2 separate regions of the Homo sapiens genome follow, and region 1 is linked to region 2. Evidence: chromatin loops called from intact Hi-C (ENCODE). Cell type or tissue: endothelial cell of umbilical vein. All regions are shown on one strand. Each heading gives the region's core, and the rest is flanking DNA. Links, peaks and the distances in the headings are about the cores only.

Region 1 (7,303 bases), core at 824-4,823, 400 kb after region 2:
CGTAAGACCGCACCCGGTCCGGTCTTTGAGTTTTATTAACTACAATGAGAGCCACTTTCTCTGTGTGGGTGTCTCTCTTCCTTAAAGAAGTACAGTGAAGAACATATGCTAGCCCCTAACATAATGCCTGGCATATACTAGTTGTTCAAGAAATGTTTGTCGGATGACTGGAGAGACAGGTACACAAAATCAACCTGTGCTCCATCATCCATAATCTTCTATCATAGTCCACATATATATCTATCCTAGCACATATATGATCATACCACATAATTCATCAACTGACAGTCTATTGTGTCACTCAACAAAAAACACCATGATGTGCACTCAAGGGATTTAAAAGATTCTGTTCATTTTTTCTGATTATAATAGCAATCAGAATTATGCCTGTCATGGGTAAGATACTAAAACAACACAGAAATGTGTACCACAGAAAGTGGAAGTGCCACACACATCTCCTAGGACAGCCACTGTGAAGATGTGAACGATGCCGTGCAGAGAGTTGCAGATTTCCCCATACCCACATTAATGTCTATGTGGTCATTCTTTGAAACTCGTGGATTGGGTATTTGTGGCTTAGACTATTTACCAGCCACTTCAAAAAGCCATCATACCCGTACTCTGTAATTCTGCTGAGTTGAATCTCAAGGTCTGTGAGGCTCTGAAGAGGGCACACAAGACCCTGGGTAGGTAGGCAGGCAGGCCCCGCCCATCACGGGCTTCCATGTTTCGAGGAGGCTTTGCTGTCTACTCCAAGGCAGCCACTCTCATCTGGCATCTTACTGGGCCACTTTCCCTTTTTTGGTTGCAAGGAATTGCACATACGAATCCACAAAGGTCTCAGGATCTATTCTCATGCTGATGAACATCAAGGATCTATTGTAATGACATTTATGATCATATAAGTCATATGCGTTTGGAACATATGCTTTTGGAAGTGTGTGTTCCAAAGTGTGTACTGTCAGCTTTCATGCTTTTTATTTATTTTCCAAATGGCCTAATAACAATCTTTAAGTAGATGTTTAAAAAATTAATTCATCCACAATAGAAAGACATTAAATATTTAAAAGGAGATTTTTTAAATAATCAAAACTCATATACAATGTGTGTTCAACAGATAAAATTATTTCAAACCATCATTGAGGGTGAATCAAGAACCTCATTGCTAAACTTGTAGCAACTATGAACTGTAAAAAAAGATATAGCCCTGAAAAAAATAAAAAGAGACTACAACTAACTACAACTTATTTCCAGTAACTGAAGGCTTCAGCACAATAAGCCTTACAGTTTTCCTTTCTAAGTATTTTTCGTTATGTATATAAAGGCCTCCAAATACATTTATAAACCCTTGAAAGAAGACACACATTTCTAAGAGATTTTTACATATAACAAAATTCTCACTACACTCCTGGCCGGGTCACTGAAACAAGAGGGGGCAGGTTTTATTTGTATCTGAGCATAAGATTAAGAATCAGTAGAATCAACACTGTTCAAAGCCACACTTGTGGAAAGTTTCCTATTCAAAAATGCCGGCTGATCTCCAAACTGTTTTAATTCTTCTGTGTTAAACTGATGGCTCTAGGACCTCGATGGACTCAAGTCCAAAAGCATTGGCAACACCAGGCATCTTGTTGGAAATGCAGAGTCTCCGGCAAAACACTAGACCTATTGAAGCAGGATCTGCATTTTCCAACAATCCTAGGAATTGGAATGCACGTTGAAATCTGAAAAGCACTACTCCAGAGAGGGATTTATTAGTTGATATATTTTCCTACAAACCAGTCCTTTGGACTCTCTCAGCACTGTCACAGGACTTGTACTGACTCACACTGCCAGCTCTTTGTTCCTATGGCAACCTCATCATAAAAGTCCCCTTAGGGTGTGCGTTTCTGGGCCGATTTGCTACAGGTTCTCATTTAGCAGGTTGGGCACTGGATCAAGACTATATTTTCTTTTTCTTTATTTTTTTTTCAGAATGGTATAGGTATGTTTATTTTTAATTTAATTTAATTTTTAAAATTTTGTTTTAAGTCCTGGGATACATGTGCAGAATGCGCAGGTTTGTTACATAGGTATATGTGTGCCATGGTGGTTTGCTGCACCTATTGACCCATCATCTAGATTCCCTCCCCTCGCCCCCCAACCCCCCAACAGGCCCCAGTGTGTGCTGTTCCCCTCCCTGTGTCCATGTGTTCTCATTGTTCAACTCCCACTTATGAGTGAGAATATGCAGTGTTTGGTTTTCTGTTCCCATGTTAGTTTGTTGAGGATGGTGGCTTCCAGCTTCATCCATGTCCCTGCAAAGGACATGACCTCATCCTTTTTTATGGCTGCAGAGACTGTATTTTCATCATGTCCCTCAAGTGCTCTAGCTCAGTTTTCCCCTGGGTGACCCCAAATTCCACAGGACCAAATGAAGCACTGATAAATCAAAAAACTATTTGAATCACCTAGGCAAGTTAGAGAAACAAAATACATTTTACAATAACCCTAAAACAGATTCTCATCAGCTCTCCAAGCCAGATTCGATCTTACTGGCCTTGGGATAATGTCAAGAGTTTCATGTTTAAAACAGAATTAAACAAGGGAATGAGTGAGAATCTTCAGGATTCCAGGAGGCAGAGCGTGTTTGTTCTGCTTTTATGCCGGTGCTGTTTGCATAGGGGATAATTTATTATTGTCTTCTAGCTACGCAGGGAGTCATGTGCTGCGGTGGCTCTTATGTTGCTGACAAGCTAGGCTGGCCCTGAATAAACAGCACTTCATCATCAACACAACCCAACTGTAGATACAGGTTGGCATTTTATTCCCCCCATCTGCCTTCTACCTGATAAATTACTGTTTTAGTTACATGTATACAAATACTATTTGTTAATCTGCTCAAATGTCTCCAAAATGTTCCCCCCACTTAAATTAAAATTATATACGTGCATACATATATATCTCCCATTCAATTTACTAAGGATTTAGACAATAAAAGCACTTCCTGTTGAACTTACCACCCCCCCCACCAGCCACACACACCTTCTGCATTTGTGACCCCAGCCTATAACTGCTGCATGGAATTTAGGAAGTTACTTTATGAATCATTGCAACTGGGAATTGGCTGGCAAAATCTCATACTAATGCCAGCAGTTAGGGAGAATGGCAATTGCTCCCTGTCACAGCCCTTTGTCACTCGTGATTCCGAAGGGTCGATGACTAAACATTTTTAGAGGTCACGTGTCTTGTTGTCTGAGTAATTTCTAGTTTGGGAATGAGTGGGAAAGCCTGGAAACGTGGGGAGAAAAAGCCTTTGTTATTTCCTGGTCAAAAAAGCTAAGGTGTAGGTCCCAAGAATCCTAAAAGAAGTTGATGCTCATTATAACCCAGAGGAGGAAAACAGAAATAATACAGCTGTACCTGAACTAATATCAAAACCAAGATAGTGATAGTGATGGTGCCCCATAGATTACTCCATTCACAGCTGAAAGTGCAGATGCAGTGAAACCTTTCATTCTCACAATATCCTATTTTACGTTTTTCATTGCTCAGAAAAAGGCAGTCTTTATGCTGTCTGCTGGTAGCTTCAGTGCATCGTGTGAAACAAAAGTGATGTAAAGAATGTCTTGTAAACATTTCAGTAGATATCCTTGAGAGACAGAAACCCTCTTCTTGCATCACTCACACATGCTCACCTTCTGTTGTCTTCTCAGTCCCCCTGGTGGGGGATCTGGCTCCGTCATTTCACTGAAACTCTCTTCTCAAAAGTACCAAGCACTCCGAGGTTGCCAAATCCAAAGATAACATTCCATTTCTTACCCTACTTGATTCTCTACAGTATTCCATGAGATTGACCCTCCCTCTGTTTTGAAACACTTAATTCCTTCACCTTCCTGACACCACACACCTTGTTTTTCTCCGGATTCACCGACTGCCCTTCAGTTGCCTTTGCTGGTTGCTCTTCCTTATTAAGCCTCCAAATATTCACACCCAACTTTGTTTCCTGTCCCCTTTCTCTTCTCTCTTTCCACTTTCTCCTTGATGATCTTACCCAGCCACATGGCTTTAAAACCATTTGTCTGCCACTGATGACAGAATCTACATGCACATGAGATCTGCATGTAGCTGTTTAATAAGTATCTCAAGTAAAATATGGCCCACCGCCTCCTCAGTTGTGTCTGTCCTATTAAATGGCACCACCGTCTACCCAGTTATTCGAACCCAACATCTAGGAATTATCCTTGATTGTTTTTTTCCTCATCTCTCACGTAATTCACCAGCAAATCCTATTAACATTGCCTTTAAAATATATCTGTAGTCTAAACACGTCTCTAATATCTCTTCATCTCCATTGCTGTCCTAGCCACAGCCACCATCATCTCTTGCCAGAACTTTAGCAGCAGCATCACAGCTGGTCTCTCAGTAATGTAGTCTCCACATAGCATCAAGGGGCAGCTTTATTTTATTTTTTTTCCACCCCTTCCCCAAGAGGCAGCTTTTAAAAATATAAATTGAATAATGACACTCTCCTGCTTAAAGCCTACTGAAAGTTTCCCAATGCAATTATTATTATTACTTTTTTTTTTAGCTAGGAGGAAAAGGTTTAATGTCCTCAAGAATAAGAGTTAATATAAATCAATGAAAAAAGGATATATACCAATGGAAAAACTGTTACAAAACATAAAAGACAATTCACAACTGGAATTCAAATGGATAATAAATAGATCTGAACTCATTAATCAAAGAAATCCTTTAATAACACAAATTTTCTTCTTTTCTTATTATTGGTAAATATTTCCAAATGGGCACTATCAAACTTTTTTTTAGAAATATATTCTTTTTTTTAGGCCGAGCATGGTGGCTCACATCTGTAATCCTAGCACTTTGGGAGGCCAGGGCAGAAGAATCACTTAACTTAGGAGTTTGAGACCAGCCTGGGCAACATAGTGAGAGCTCCTCTCTAAAAGAAAAAAAAGATTAAAAAAATATATGTTCCTTTTTTTTTTCAGAGTTGGGGTCTTACTCTGTCACCCAGGCTGGAGTGCAATGGTATGATCATGAGTCACTGCAGACTCAACCTCCTAGGCTCAAGCTGTTCTCCCACTCAGCCTCCCTAGTAGCCGGGAATACAGGCGTGCACCACCATGCCCAGCTAATTTTTTTATTTTTTGTAGAGACAGGGTCTCACTATGTTGCCCAGGCTGGTCCTGAACTCCTGACTTCAAATGATCCTCCCACCTTGGCCTCTCAAAGTGCTGGGATTAGAGGCATAAGCCACCATGTCCAGCCTAGAAATATATCCTAACGAAATAATCATATATGTACACAAAGATTTGTGGACAAAGCTGTTAACTGGATTATTACTTTAATAACTAAAACTTACAAACAATCTAAATGTCCAACACTAGAGCAATGGTTAAGTAAATCATAGAATGGTCACACAAAGGATTGTTAAACTGCTATTAAAAGTTATGCTATCAAAGAATACTTAATGACACAGGAAAACACTCATGATACAGTGTTAACTGGAAGATAATTTTTATAACCACATAAAAGTAGAATGTCATTTCTAGACGTATTCAAATAATACGTATTGAATTCTAATATACAATGGACATTAAGATTCACTGATATTTATTAAAGTTGTCATAATTTAGCCAAATTGCTATTCTGAAACCTTATTGTGTCTCTCCATTATTTTAGGGAGCTCATGCCAAGGTAGTAAAGACCTACGAGTCAGCCAAACATGAGGTTAACCCTCGCTGTGACACTCACTAGCTGGGTGACTCAAATCAGTTACTTCATTTTCATGAGCCTTAGTTTCCTCATCTGTAAACCCTCACCTCATAGGACTGTTGTGAGAACTAAAAGCATATATAAAAGACTGGTCAAGTGCCTGACATATAGTAGACAATAAATATTAAGCCTCTTTCCTTTCCTGTTTTTTTATTATTATTTTTTAGGTTATTCTCAGGATTTATGGGATTAAATCTGATTCATAGAAAGTACTTTTGCAAGATTCTGTCTGTGGGGACTGGTTATGACAATTTTTGCCTTATGTTCTCCATAATATATGTGAACTTTCAAATAATAATCACACACATCTTTAAGTCATTTAAGTGATTTACATGTAAAATTCTTAGATGTGAGATGATGGAGGAAGTTGCACAAAGTTAAATATGAAGTAAACTCATATAAAAATGATGTAAGGTTTGGGAGGCTGAGGCGGGCGGATCACAAGATCAGGAGATCGAGACCACGGTGAAACCCCATCTCCACTAAAAATACAAAAAATTAGCCAGGCGTGGTGACCGGCGCGTGTAGTCCCAGCTACTCGGAGAGGCTGAGGCAGGAGAAGGGCATAAACCCAGGAGGCGGAGCTTGCAGTGAGCCGAGATCGCACCACTGCACTCCAGCCTGGGCAACAGAGCGAGACTCCGTCTAAAAGATGTAAGGTATAAAACCTACTGATAGGTCAGTGTTTATCTCATTATCAAATTTTCTATCCTTAATTCCAAGTTAGACTCAGTGAATGAGCTTCTGTCTGCCACTATGCAAACAACAGCTTTTAAAGCATTAAAAAAATGTATAGTGATTTTTCCTTCAGCTAAATCACAATGAATAGTCTTTTTCATCATTTCCACCGTTTCACCTCCAAGGGCCAAATGACCTTCAGTGAATTTTACTCCTGGTGCTAATACTTCCCACATAGGTCAAGCATTCTGGACTATACCTATTATAGTGTTGTCTTCCTCACAAATTACAGATGAAATATATTGAGTAAGACTTTTATTAAGAATAAATTACTTTCTAATGTCAGGAACAAGCAATTCCCAGATTTGTTATTTCTGGGTTTTTTTGTTTGTTTGTTTGTTTTTGCAGGAAATGGAAAAATCAAGTGAGTATATGTCACTTGTAGTAAAATGCTTGCAGATAAAAATAATTACCAAGATTAAAACACCAGTGTGTACGGCTGCATTTTTGGGAACAGTGAGTCTTACAAACACAGTGTGACAATTCCTAACTACCTTGCAAGCACAGTGGCCAGCCTGGACTGCTGAGTTACTGAAATTTAAGAGTACAGTTTGACATTTACAGTCTGCATGGATTTATTTCTAGAATGAGGGCTATTTTTTAAAATCGAGATATAAGAAAAATGCTGAGGTATGTACACAAATGTTCTAACTTGAAGGGATTATGATTTATGCAACCAAAATTCCATTGTAATATTTAAAACATTCAGCAATAATAAAGTCTGATAATTTTGACAGGAAAATGATTTATGAGAACACCACATGCATAAATTAAGAGATTTTATTTA
Region 2 (8,096 bases), core at 2,173-6,172:
TGATTAATTAAAACACCAAGTAAAAATGCTGCGTAGCAGCGGATCCCTTCCTGGCTTGTGATTTAAAGAGGTCTCTGGTAGATTGGGTTATTTGTTGCAGTTCTTCGCCACTCCTCGTATTCATGCCCACTGCCTGCAACTTTGCACCAACTCCACTAGAGGTGAAATGGACTTCCTTGTCCCTTGACTTTGGCTGGGTTATGTGATTTGTTTTGGCCAATGACATGTTAGCAGAAGAAAGGTGGAGGCATAAAATGTGCCCGATTGAACTTGCCCTTCTACGCGTTTGTCATGGCTGTGAGAAGAACGTCCCCTGGTAGTCCCGGTAGCCAGGGAAAATAGAGGAATGTGAAGGCATGGACCCAGTGTGTAGCCTGGAGTCAAGCCTGCCAAGCCCAGCCTAGATCTGCTTCCCCACACACATGAGTGAGAGTAAATGATTGTTGTTTTAAGCCACTGAGTTTTGGGTTGGGATGGTTTGTGGCACAGCAATATTATGGCGCTAACTCACTAATGGATCATGATAGAAAGCAATTGGAATAGGTACCTATGACATCAGAAGTCCATTTTCTCTAAGCCGGCTTATGGTTCTTCCTCTTCCGCGAGTTCCAGCTCTTCCATTCAGCTTTTCCCACCAAAGAAACCTCATCTAAGTTCATGTCTTTTGCAGGGACATGGACGAAGCTGGAAACCTTCATTCTCAGCAAACTAACACAGGAACAGAAAATCAAACACTGCATGTTCTCACTCATAAGTGGGAGTTGAACAATGAGAACACATGGACACAGGGAGGGGAACATCACACACCAGGGCCTGTCGGAGGGTAGGGGGCAAGGGGAGGGAGAGCATTAGGAGAAATACCTAATGTAGATAGATGATGAGTTGATGGGTGCAGCAAACCACCATGGCACATGTATACCTATGTAACAAACCTGCACATTCTGCACATGTACCGCAGAATTTAAAGTATAAAAAAAAAAGAAAAAAGAAAAAAAAGAAACCTCATCTATCCATCCCTCATCTCCCAAATATATTTGAGAGGATTGGGGTTGTATATTTTACTGTGTTCCCCCACCAGTGAGTGATTTCTACAATGGGATAGTTTAATCACTGGGGTTCTATATACACAGACATAAGATTCCGCCTGGAAGAAGGTGATTTGCACAAACACGCTGGTACTCAAAATATGTTTAGTGCTGTGTGCAAATGTTCATATGTATGCATTTGAAAAAAGTCATCAGAGGTTGGTTGACAGCATCCAGTGGTTCCAATCTTACAGGGCATTAACCCTTTTGAGTCTTTTGGAAATTTTTATTGTTTATTAAATGTTTTTAAAATTTATTAATTGAATAAAAAATATTTTCCACTTTAAAGTTAGGCTCTAACAAAAAGAAAAAAATAATAAAACTTGGGTCACATAGGGAAAAGAGAAGATGACTAAACTATACACAAATTAACAACAATTGTTCTCAAACCAATCAAATTCACAAGAATATGAACCCCAAATATCTGAGGCAGGTCTCAGTCAATTTAGGAAGTTTATTTTGCCACAGTTGAGGACACATGCCCATGACAGCCTCAGGAGTTCCTGATGACATGTGCCCAAGGTGGCCAGGGCACAGCTTAGTTTTATACTTTTTAGGGAGACATGAGACATCAATCAATATATGTAAGATGTACATTGTAGGCCGGGCGCGGTGGCTCACGCCTGTAATCCCAGCACTTTAGGAGGCCAAGGTGGGCGGATCACGAGGTCAAGAGATCAAGACCATTGTGGGCGGAGGATTACCTAGGTGCCGAGGCAAGAGACTGAAGGCACAAACTGTTTCAGTATAATAAAGAAAATAGTTAGAATAAGAATAGTCATAATACAAATTAGATATAGAGATGATCATGGACAATTATCAATCATTATTAATCATTAGCTTTTAATATTACTCTTTGTTGCATTACTAATATAACCTAGGAATAACCGGCAGGTATAGGGTCAGGTGCTGAAGGGACATTGTGAGAAGTGACCTAGAAGGCAAGAGGTGAGCCCTCTGTCACGCCCACATAAGGGCCGCTTGAGGGCTCCTTGGTCGAGCGGTAACGCCAGTGTCTGGGAAGGCACCCGTTACTTAGCAGACCGCGAAAGGGAGTCTCCTTTTCTTGAGGGAGTCAGGGAACACTCTGCTCCACCAGCTTCTTGTGGGAAGCTGGATACTATCCAGACCTGCCCGCAGTCATCCGGAGGCCTAAACCCCTCCCTGTGGTGCTGTGCTTCGGTGGTCACACTCCTTGTCCACTTTCATGCTCCTCCTGCACTCCTGGTTCCTCTTTGAACTTCATAGTAGATAGCGGTAGAAGAAATAGTGAAAGTCTTAAAGTCTTTGATCTTTCTTATAAGTGCAGAGAAGAAAACGCTGACGTACACTGCCTTCTTTCTCTGCTTCGGCTACCTAAAAGGGAAGGGCCCCCTATCCTGTAATCACGCGACTTGCTTCACCTTGTCAATCACTTAGAAGGTTCACTCTCCTTACCCTGCCCACTTGTCTTGTATGCGATAAATATCGGCGTGCCCAGCCATTCGGGGCCACTACCGGTTTCCGCATCTTGATGGTAGTGGTCCCCCGAGCCCAGCTGTTTTCTCTTTATCTCTTTGTCTTGTGTCTTAATTTATTACAATCTCTCGTCTCCACACACGGGGAGAACACCTGCTAATAAGCACCGTAGGCTGGACCCTACAGACCATCCTGGCTAACACGGTGAAACCCCGTATCTACTAAAAAAATACAAAAACAATTAGCCAGGCATGGTGGCACGCACCTCTAGTCCCAGCTACTCAGGAGGCTGAGGCAGGAGAATCGCTTGAACCTGGGAGGCAGAGGTTGTGGTGAGCCAAGATCGTGCCATGCACTCCAGCCTGGGTGACACAGCAAGACTCTGTCTCAAAAAAAAAAAAAGAAAAAAAAAAAGTACATTGTAGCTTTTTTTTTTTTTTTTTTTTTGAGACAGAATCTCGCTCTGTTATCTAGGCTGGAGTGCAGTGGAGTGGCACAATCTTGGCTCACCTCAACCTCTGCCTTCCTGGTTCAAGCAATTCTCCTGTCTCAGCCTCCCGAGTAGCTGGGACTACAGGCGCAAGCCATCACACCTGGCTAATTTTTATATTTTTAGTAGAGACTGGGTTTTGCCATGCTGGCCAAGCCAGTCTCAAACTCCTGATCTCAGGTGATCCACCCACCTCAGCCTCCCAGAGTGCTGGGATTACAGGCATGAGCCACCCTACCCAACCCATTGTAGCTTTTTAAAATCTTAGTAACTATCTGGTTTTTGGTTTTGTTTTTTTTTTTTTAAGACAGAGTCTCACTCTGTCACCAGGTTGGAGTGCAGTGGCATGATCTCGGCTCACTGCAGCCTCTGCCTCCCGAGTTCAAGTGATTCTCCTGTCTCAGCCTCCCGAGTAGCTGAGACTATAGGCGTGCACCACCACACCCAGCTAATTTTTGTATTTTTTAGTAGAGACAGTGTTTCACCATGTTGGCCAGAATGGTCTCGATCTCCTGACCTGATGACCTGCCCACCTCGGCCTCCCAAAGTGCTGGGATTACAAGCGTGAGCCACCACACCCGGCCAGTTAGCTATCTTTTTAAGGAATAGCGTGGGAGGCAGGTTTACCCTAAGCAGTTCCCAGCTTGATTTTTCCCTTTGGCTTAGTAATACTGGGGTCCCAAGATTTATTTTCCTTTCACAAGAATAATGCTTGTCCTTTTCCTTCCATTTTTCTGAATGTTCTTTTCACTTCCTTATAAATCCCATGGATGCCTCTCAGCTGACGACAGCAGCAGCCCTTTTGTTTTTAGACCTAATTCCTTTTCCCCAGGAATGAGTCACTTCTCCAGCAGGTCAGCTTCTCCAGTTGCACTCTGTCTTCCTTCCACAGGGGCTCTTATGCAGAAGACGGCATATGTGAACGCTGTAGCTCTCCTTGCAGAACATGTGAAGGAAACGCCACCAACTGCCATTCTTGTGAAGGAGGCCACGTCCTGCACCACGGAGTGTGCCAGGAAAACTGCCCCGAGAGGCACGTGGCTGTGAAGGGGGTATGCAAGCATTGCCCAGAGATGTGTCAGGACTGCATCCATGAGAAAACATGCAAAGGTACCTAGGAGCTTCCCACAGGAGAGCAAGGCTCTGCTGAGCCACCAGTTGGGGGCCGATTATCTGAGGGTGGATGGCAAAGAGCTGTGGGAACCAGTCTCCCTACCATTCCTGAAAGGTATGTCTCTGTGCCTGTCATCAGAGAAACTGAGGGTGAGATACACCCTTTTCATTATGGATGCTGCAAGTTAAGACAAGCAAGAGCCCCTTTTTGCATGATCTCTTACACTCACCCCCATATGTACACACACAGCAGATGTGCAAGTGCTATCCTAGGTGCTAGAGGTACAGAGAAGAACCCAATGTTCTCATCTTTTTTTTTTCCTTGAGATGGAGTTTCACTCTTGTTGCCCAGGCTGGAGTGCAATGGCTCAATCTCAGCTCACTGCAACTTCTGCCTCCCATGTTTAAGCGATTCTCCTGCCTCAGCCTCCAGAGTAGCTGGGATTACAGGCACGCTCCACCACGCCGGGCTAATTTTAACATTTTTAGTAGAGACGAGGTTTCTCCATGTTGGTCAGGCTGGTCTCAAACTCCTGACCTCAGGTGATCCACCGTCCTCAGCCTCCCAAAGTGCTGGGATTACAAGCGTGAGGCACCACGCCCAGCTGTTCCCATCTTTTGGAACACAAAATCTTACAGACTGATAGTAAGCCACAAAACACAGAGGTAGCTAGAAAACTGCAGTTGTTAAAAAGGATAGGAAAGAAAAGTTCGGGCAACTATGACTGAGATGACCACTCTGGCTGTGAATGAATTTTGTTGTTTTTTTCCCTCAGGAATTATCTCCCCCAAAAAGCTGTTCAATTTTCTCTCCAGAATAAGACAGACTCATTTAACTGGTGCTGTCCTATCCAAAGTATTCTCTTGGTGTGACCTCAAGTGTTTCCCAGGATTCCCCCCAAAGTAAGAAAATGAACACAAAAAAAATAAACCCGCAATGTATTCTTCACACTGATCAATCCTGTATTCATTGTTGTACCTGATCAATGAATGAAAAGTTAACTAATCCAACCATTCCTAAACTGCTTTCTGTGTTGAAAACAGTGTGAGGTTCTCAATACAATTTTTTAAATCTGTTAATGCTCTTCGGGTTTTTCAAACAATACCGCCAGCCTCTCAGCCATCCCTGTCTTTTGCAGCATTGCAAATTTTTGCACTGCACCTCCAAAGGGCAGACCATTTCATTGTGTAAGTCCAGCACCATCTAATACGGTCACCATGTGTGGCCTCCTTGTCCCAAGGCAGGGCTTGTTAGACATCAAGTCTATGCCCTGGCAGGGTGGGTAAAGGGCAAGCATACTCTCAGGTCAAATCAACCAAAGTGCTGAGGGAGGAGCTAGCCTACTGCAGACAATGAATTCCTTTCTCCTACCCCCCGGGGATAACTTGCTGCTTCCTCCTTTTCCCAGAGTGCACGCCTGAGTTCTTCCTGCACGATGATATGTGCCACCAGTCCTGTCCCCGTGGCTTCTATGCAGACTCGCGCCACTGTGTCCCCTGCCATAAAGACTGTCTGGAGTGCAGTGGCCCCAAAGCCGACGACTGCGAGCTCTGTCTTGAGAGTTCCTGGGTCCTCTATGATGGACTGTGCTTGGAGGAGTGTCCAGCAGGAACCTATTATGAAAAGGAGACTAAGGAGTGCAGAGGTAAAGACTTCTGGGATTCAAAATAGGCTCCGGGGTTTGCATAGTTCCAGCCCCAGCCCCAGCGCCAGAGCTGTCATCTCAATCTTTTTTTTGTTGTGTTTTGTTTTTGTTTTGGGACAAGGTCTCCCTCTATTGCCCAGGCTCAAGTTCAGTAGCACGAACATGGCTCACTGAAGCCTCCGCCTCCTGGGCTCAAGTGATCCTCCCACCTCAGCCTCCAGAGTTGCTGGGAACATAGAGATGAGGTCTCAGAATGTTGCCTAGGCTGGTCTTGAACTCCTGGCTTCAAGCAATCCTCTGCCTTGGGCTCCCAAAGTGCTGGGATTACAGGTGTGAGTCACCATGACCAGTCCATCTCATCCTTTACCATCTCACTCAAGGAGGCATATTTTGAACCGGTTGTAAATAATCTTTAAATGAATCACTCATAAGCTTTGTACAGGTAACTTTTATTAGTGACAAATCACGTGGACCTTCCTCACAACAGTGGCTATGAACTGCTGGTCAAAAGAAGTTATCATATAAAGATTTACAGCAGAGAGGAGGAGCCTTCAAAAGCTACCTGAGACTTTTCTTGATAACACAAGCAAATTGTGACACCATAAGGGACTTTCTTGGTGCCTCTTGTCTCCCTTCCTGGGTGATTTTTTTTTTTTTTTTGAGACAGAGTCTCACTCTGTTGGCTAGAGTGCGGTGGCACGATCTTGGCTTACTATAACCTCTGCCTCCTGGGTTCAAGCGATTTGCCTGCCTCAGGCTCCTGAGTAACTGGGACTACAGGCGTGTGCCACCACGCCTGGCTAATTTTTCTATTTTTAGTAGAGAGGGGGTTTCACCATGTTGACCAGGCTGGTCTTGAACTCCTGACCTCAAGTGATCCACCTGCCTCGCCCTTCCAAAGTGCTGGGATAATAAGCGTGAGCCATGGCGCTCGGTCCATATTTTGTTATTGTTGTTCTTGAGATGGAGTCTCACTCTGTTGCCCAGGTTGGAGTGCAGTGGCATGATCTCAGCTCATCGCAGCCTCCACCTCCTGGGTTCAAGTGGTTCTCCTGCCTCAGCCTCCTGAGTAGCTGGGATTATAGGTGGCTGCCACCACACCTAGCTAATTTTTGCATTTTTAGTAGAGACAGGGTTTCACCATGTTGGCCAGGCTGGTCCTGAATGCCTGATCTCAAGTGATCCGCCCACCCTGGCCTCCCAAAGTGCTGGGATTACAGGTGTGAGCCACCGCGCCCAGCCTCCCTTCATGGTTTGCTCCCTGGAAGCTCCCCACCTTCCTCTTCATATCCTTCAATTCCTGCTCCAAGGTCCCCATTTCCACTCCCACTCAGTCCCTGCATGTTCAAGAAAGGATCTGCTATTATTTATACCTCCTTATGTTTTAACTCGGCATGAATCATTTGCCTCTTATTCATTATCAAGGAACAGAAAAATAAAATAAGTTATGCACTCTAGAATTCTCTAGCAAGTGAGAGAAATGTTGTGGGGCGGGGGCTTTTCTAGAGCCCAGGATTCACTCTGTTGAGGCAGCCTGAGGTCCTTCACCCCCACATGTCGCCCCCAAGCAAACACGACAAGATAGATGTCCAGAGGCAATTCCCCTAACAACCGCGAGAGCCTGAGAGTGACCTTCCACTGAGAAACCCTGGGACACCCACACCCTAGGACATACTGAGGGGAAGGTTTTTAGTAGGACACGAAGATGTGTCTCGGTCCTGAAGGCTTTCTGCTCCAGCCTTGTGCTGTGGATATGTCTTTTTGTGTGTTTTATATAAAGCACTATTTAGTGTTAATGTCCTACCTGCCCATATGTGAAAAGGCGTGGATGTCAAGGCTGTGTCCGCATGCAGAAGAGGCGGGTGTTCGTGTGGGAGGCAGGCTGTGGAGCTGGGAATGGCTTCTGGGAGGTGAGAGACTCAGCAGCAGGCCTCCAGCGCCATCTTGCCTCTGCGAGGGCAGGAACTGAGGTTCAACTTCTGGCCTTTCTCTGGTGTTGAATAATGAAAGTAATTTACCATACAGAGAGCTTTACAGGTCTCAGAGTATGTTTTCTTAATTTATCTGATTTAATTATCTCCTTGAGAAAGGCCCCTGGTTGCCCATTAGAATCACCTGGGCAGCTCTTAAAACCACAGATGCCTGCACCCAACATTCTAATTCCTTCTCCCACCACCAGTAATTCTGATGCTTAGTGTGGGTTGAGAGCCATTGAGGTAAATGGCAATTTTCTGCATTTTTCTGAGAAGGAAACAGATGCTTTGAGAAGTTAAGCACTTGCTCAATGTGACCCCACTAGTGAGG

What was found. Hi-C counts contacts between places; a loop is a spot of excess contacts. Peaks named below come from ENCODE experiments on the same cell type or tissue, not always from the same donor. Only the 100,000 strongest peaks of a DNase experiment are listed, where the experiment ranks them.
Region 1: a loop joins it to region 2, with 4 times the contacts of the local background. A loop is called at or near these places in 3 of 110 quality-filtered maps.

What each region holds. Positions count from the first base shown.
Region 1 is chr9:76,714,676-76,721,978 of GRCh38, forward strand. All of the region lies in intron 6 of PRUNE2 (prune homolog 2 with BCH domain), which reads right to left. Among named protein-coding and RNA genes, the nearest start is that of PCA3, 46 kb to the right of the region's middle. In endothelial cell of umbilical vein, for the core only: no CTCF peak of the experiment used is centred there; a DNase peak (open chromatin) is centred at 3,086; H3K27ac peaks cover 557 bases.
Region 2 is chr9:76,317,497-76,325,592 of GRCh38, forward strand. PCSK5 (proprotein convertase subtilisin/kexin type 5) reads left to right here. Exons shown (of 38, transcript NM_001372043.1): 31 at 3,926-4,143; 32 at 5,556-5,792. Among named protein-coding and RNA genes, the nearest start is that of RFK, 73 kb to the right of the region's middle. In endothelial cell of umbilical vein, for the core only: no CTCF peak of the experiment used is centred there; a DNase peak (open chromatin) is centred at 3,855; H3K27ac peaks cover 403 bases.